2 separate regions of the Mus musculus genome follow, and region 2 is linked to region 1. A link is a loop called in an ENCODE intact Hi-C map of the cell type or tissue named here. Cell type or tissue: gastrocnemius. All regions are shown on one strand.

What was found. Peaks named below come from ENCODE experiments on the same cell type or tissue, not always from the same donor. Only the 100,000 strongest peaks of a DNase experiment are listed, where the experiment ranks them.
Region 2: a loop joins it to region 1, with 6 times the contacts of the local background. A loop is called at or near these places in 13 of 42 quality-filtered maps.

What each region holds. Positions count from the first base shown.
Region 1 is chr16:11,416,793-11,419,292 of GRCm38, forward strand. It overlaps Snx29 (sorting nexin 29), which reads left to right. Exons shown (of 21, transcript NM_028964.4): 10 at 2,031-2,106. Among named protein-coding and RNA genes, the nearest start is that of Snx29, 95 kb to the left of the region's middle. In gastrocnemius, no CTCF peak of the experiment used is centred here; DNase peaks (open chromatin) are centred at 1,302 and 1,692.
Region 2 is chr16:11,035,210-11,037,709 of GRCm38, forward strand. It overlaps Gm10832 (a long non-coding RNA gene), which reads left to right. Exons shown (of 3, transcript XR_003951970.1): 2 at 628-896; 3 at 988-2,500. It also overlaps the pseudogene Gm3919. Among named protein-coding and RNA genes, the nearest start is that of Gm10832, 4.6 kb to the left of the region's middle. In gastrocnemius, a CTCF peak has its summit at 1,045 (motif pointing right); a DNase peak (open chromatin) is centred at 1,050.

The DNA.
Region 1 (2,500 bases):
GATGCCAGTGGCTGTTCATGTTCTGTGTGCCGGTGCATCTGCCCCACCACAGTGCCGGCCGTGTGTGTGTATGTCTGCCAGTCACAGAGAGGGGCCAAGTCTGGAATGACCTTTATTCCAGTCATGCATGGTGTTGGACTCAGATGTGGCTGAGTTTTTCAGCACTGAGGATTACTGAACTGAGGGAGCCTCCTGAAGGATCCTTAGATGCTTCTAACCAGAAATGAGCACAGGAGCAGAGTGAGGGGCAATTTAGTGACATGGAGATTTTGGATATTGTGTTTGTCAGTTTCTGTTACTGTAACAAACAATACTGGGACAATCAACTTATAGGGAGAAAGGGGTTATTTTGCCTCATAAACTCAGAGATTTCATTCCATGTTTAGTTGCTACATTGTCTTGGGCTTGTGGTGAGGCAGAGCATCATGTTTGGAAATGCAAGATGGAGGATACTGCTTACCTCATGGTGGCCAGGAAATGCAGAGAGCTAGGAAGGGACCTGGGTCCCACTATCTGATTCTTCAAGGCCACGTCCTCCAGTGAACCAGGCTCTGCCTCTTAGAGTCCTGCTGTGGCACCATGAACTAGGGATTAAACATGGGCCTTTGCCAGGAAGTGTAAGCTTAACTGATTCGCCTGGCTCTGTGGTGGGTGGAGGGCAGGTGCCCCTGAGCTGAGAGTCCAGAAATAAAGCCCAGGGGTTCTGAAAATGCAGGTGGCTGCTGGGCCCAGGGAGGTCTCAGTAGAACTTCCTGACGAGGCAAGATGCAGGGCTGGGGTTTCAGCTGAATGAGGGAGTTTGAGAGTTGTCATTTTGAGAGGTAAAAGTATACATTAGACTTTGTAGGGTTACCTAGAGGCACAGGGGCCAAAGAGTCATTGGTGGTTCACATATGTAATCCCCGGCCTCAGGAGGTGGAGGCAAGGACTGTTACAAATTTGAGTCCAGCCCAAGCTACAGAGTGAAATCTTGTCTCAAAACCACAACAATATCAAATTTAATTATGTCATATAATTGTGAAAATGTTTTACATAGGCCAGACAAGTCTGATAGGCACGTGCTTGTGATTCCCGCAGTCAGAAGGAGGAGGCAGGAGAAGCTTGAGTTAGAGGCCAGCCGAATAGAGCAGAGCAAAGCACAGCAAAACGGGAAGCAAGGCACAGAGAGGCTGCCTGGCTGGACTGCAGGAGAGGAGCAGGGCCTTGCACGGTAGCCAGCAGCATCTGCACCCGTTAGCCTCACTACTAGGTAGTAAGGACAGGAGAGCTAGTCACCTGATTTCCCAGCTGATGCCTCACAGATGGAAACCAGGCTCATGGTGCCATTGGGTTACTGGAGCCAGCGGGAGTTGGCTGGGATGTGCAGCCAACGGTGAGAAGGGATTTGTCTTCTCCAGGCTCACATCCCTTAAGCCTAGCAGAGGCAGAAGCAGAGGCCCAGAGGGTTGCTCTGTCTCTGGCTCCTTTGCCTGACTCAAGAGTTTCATGAATGAGCAAGGGTTCCCCTGAGCGATACAGTCTTCCTGGACATTTAGCCCCAGGTCTACGGGTCTGCACTCTTTTCCTGGAAGAAGGCCTGAGCATCAGCTAATGCACCTGCAGCAATCAGGAACGTTCTTTGCCTATTCTAGAGATTCATGGCCTCACTTCCTTTCCCAAATGCTTAGTGACTTTTGGCTTAGTACAGTGTCAGACTTCGCCAATCGTGAGGTGCTGCTGCCCTCTAGTGTCCACTACAAGCAGGCGCAATTCATTTATCAAAAACCCCGATTCTGCTGTGGGCCCTAGATTATGGACTTTGGAAATAACTTCCCTTGCTTCAAGGTTTTGTTTTGTTTTATTTTAAATAAAAAAGGCACATGCAGCAACTAGAAACGAGTCTTAATGATGCCTGTTCAAAAGAAATGGGTAGTACATGAAGCCTGTATGTGGGTGGGAAGAGTTTAAAGGTAGCTAATAGGCCAGCTGAGCACATGGTAAGGAGAAATGGAGTTGAAAGTAAAGCCTCATTCTCTGTGTGACTTCTGCAGATGCCCCTGTGGGAAGTCTGGAGAATGGAACAGGAACAGAAAACCATATAATCCCAGAGCCTGGCCTTCGGTACAGGTCAGTATCAGGACACCAAGCCCATCAGTGGATTGGGCCATGCTGTTTACCTCTCTGCCTTGTATTTTCATTTGGAGACAGGTGGTACCTGTTGGAGTTGAAGACTGAGGCCCAATCTCACGTTTGTGCTCAGATCGAAGAAATAGAAAAAAAAAATCCAGAAAACTAAGTTGCCAGTGTACCTGTTGCTCGCAGGGAACATTGCCCTGGTCTCCCAAATATCACCTCATCTCTGTTGCTCTTATTTCCTCCTCTCTCTTCACAATTTTAATTTGGTGTCTTGAAGTTAGCCATCTGTGTACTTGACTTAGCTTCAAGGTAAGGGGGTCCTTGCTGCCCCACACCTTGCTTGGTGTTTTGTCACCCAGAACAGATAGGATTCTGAAAATGATAC
Region 2 (2,500 bases), 380 kb before region 1:
CGTGTGCTGGGCCTAAAGTGTCTATCACCTAGTCTTGTCTGTCTGTCTTTCTTCCTTTCTTCCTTCCTTCCTTTCTTTCTTTCTTTCTTTCTTTCTTTCTTTCTTTCTTTCTTTCTTTCCTCTTTTTTGAGACAGACTCTGTTGTTCAGGTTGGCTGTGAGCCTTCAGCTACTATCTTTTCTCATATTCCCGAGTGTTGGAGATTACAGGCATGAGCCACCATGCCCAATATGCGTTTGTGTGTCCTGCGTCACTCCCGCTCCCACTTGTCATGTGTATGCACGTGTGCAAGGTACTGCAAATGTGGAGAGCGGTGGACAAAGGACGACTTGGTTCTCTCGTGGGAAATCAGTCCTCAGGCTGAGCTGCAAGCATCCTCACCTGCCATCTTGCTGACTCTCCATCCTCCTCCTCCCTTTTCCTTTTTCGTTTTGATAGAGGTTTAAAACCTCTGAGAAAGCAGGTCTCCACCTCGAGTGCCCAGCTCAGAAAACCCCCCATTAAAAAAAAAATCCCCTGAAATTTCCCAGTGCGAAACCAGAAAATCCCTCAATACTCACTTGGTCGGTCCTCTTCCCAGTGCAGCCAGGATTTCCAAATCCTAAATCATTTACACTTTTCTCTCAGAGGTCACTAATGAGAGTCCAAAGAGAATCACAGCAGCAGCCATCGAAACTCCTCTTGAACAGACCGAGGAACATCCCTGATCTCAGCAGGGAGCTGAGGCAGGAGGATCATGAGTCACAGATTTGGGCTCCCTGATGCCATCACCCCAGTCTCTGCCTATGTCATCACGTGGCCTTCTCCCCGGGTCGGAGGACCACAGACACTGGTGGGAAGCTTGATCCAGGATCTTCCATTTCTATTTGATCCCATTGGCAAGGCCCAATTTCCAAGTAAGGTCTTACCCGGGGGTTCTGGGCCTGCACTGTGTTGGAGGGACCCTCCTCCTTCAGTATTTCCTGAGACGCATTCGATCTCTTCCAGGGGACCATCCCTCATCCCTCCCATGAGGAAGAGATTCTCGGCCACTCCAGAGTCTTCCTCTAGAGGGCGCTCAGCCACCCTGGAAGTGCTCAGCTCCTTGAGGGGCACAGCCTCACCCAGACATCAAGCACTCACGCCTGCTACCGGACGGCAGGGATGGAGGCTCTAGGTCCAACTTTTGTGGTTGACAGAGGAATAAACGAAGACTCAAAGACAGACAGCGGCTTCCTGAGGTCACATGGGTGACTGAGAACCAGAGTTAGACCTGCACCCAGAACTCTTCTTCCCCCTGCTGTCTACAGGGAGCACCTTGTGGACAGACTTTTATTCTATAAAGAAACAGAATCATTACCCAACACCCTCCCTTGTTGTTATCCATAGCAAAATAAAAAGCTGCTCCCTCCAGAGAGGTGACAGCAGCACTGGAGCCCAGTGGAGGACTTGCTGGAAGGCCTTAGTTCTGGCTCTCAGAGTCAGCTGTCACCCTCTTCTTCAGACTCTCCCTCAGACTCACGTGCGACCTTGGGCAGGTCATCCTCCCGGTTCCCCGCTGGAATCTTCCCGACCTGGCATCCCACGTGAATTTGATGGTCACTTTGAATTCAGCCATCTCATTCCCAAACAGCTTCAGGACATGGGCCTGCTTTGTGGTCAGCACATCACCTACTTTGCGTACTTAATAGTCAGACAGCAGGGTCTCCACACCTTTCTTGAGGGCAGTGGGCAGCCCCAGCTGCCTCAGCTGTGGCTCCGTGGAATGAGGGAGCTGCTTCAGGGGCCCTGGATCCAGCGCAGTTAAAGTTGCCTTGTTCCCAGCTCTGTGTGAACCACTCATTCACCGCCTTCTTCCTGCGGGTGGTAAAAAGGAGCCCAGCTTCACCTCTCAACTCCCTGCTGACCTGATGTAGGTTGTCTGATGGCTTCGACCCAAGGCCACCATCATCACCTTGTGTTTGCTGTGCTTCCAGGCATTCCCATGTCCCTCAGCTTGCTCTTCCTCATGTTAGCCACAGAGAAGATGAAGAAAGAGGTGCTTGTAGGCACCCACACATTTCCAAAGTTGTTCTATCAGGTTCTGCTTCAGTTACAAGCCTTGGCAGTTTCTGTTAAGGAAACTTTCGTGTTTCGCTTGAATTTGGGCACTGTGCTAAAGGCATGTACCGCAACTGGACCTCTTGAGCCCTTCAGTCAGCGTCCTCATAGTTCTAGAGCACTATGGGAGGGACGGTCTACCCAACTGTCCATCCTCGGGCACATTATGCTACACACACACACACACACACACACACTCACACACTCAGCCCCACACCTAGTTACAATACCACCTCACTTAACCAACTTCCCTACCACTTAAGCCTACACACTCAGGGATGGAAAGAAATCACAGGCAGCCACTCTCCCACTGTGTTAACTTCCTGAAGCTGCACTAACAATTGACCACACTCTGGGGTTTGCATCATTTGTAGTCCTTGAGAGGCAGAAATCCACAGTGATTTGCTTGTGGATAAAAGCC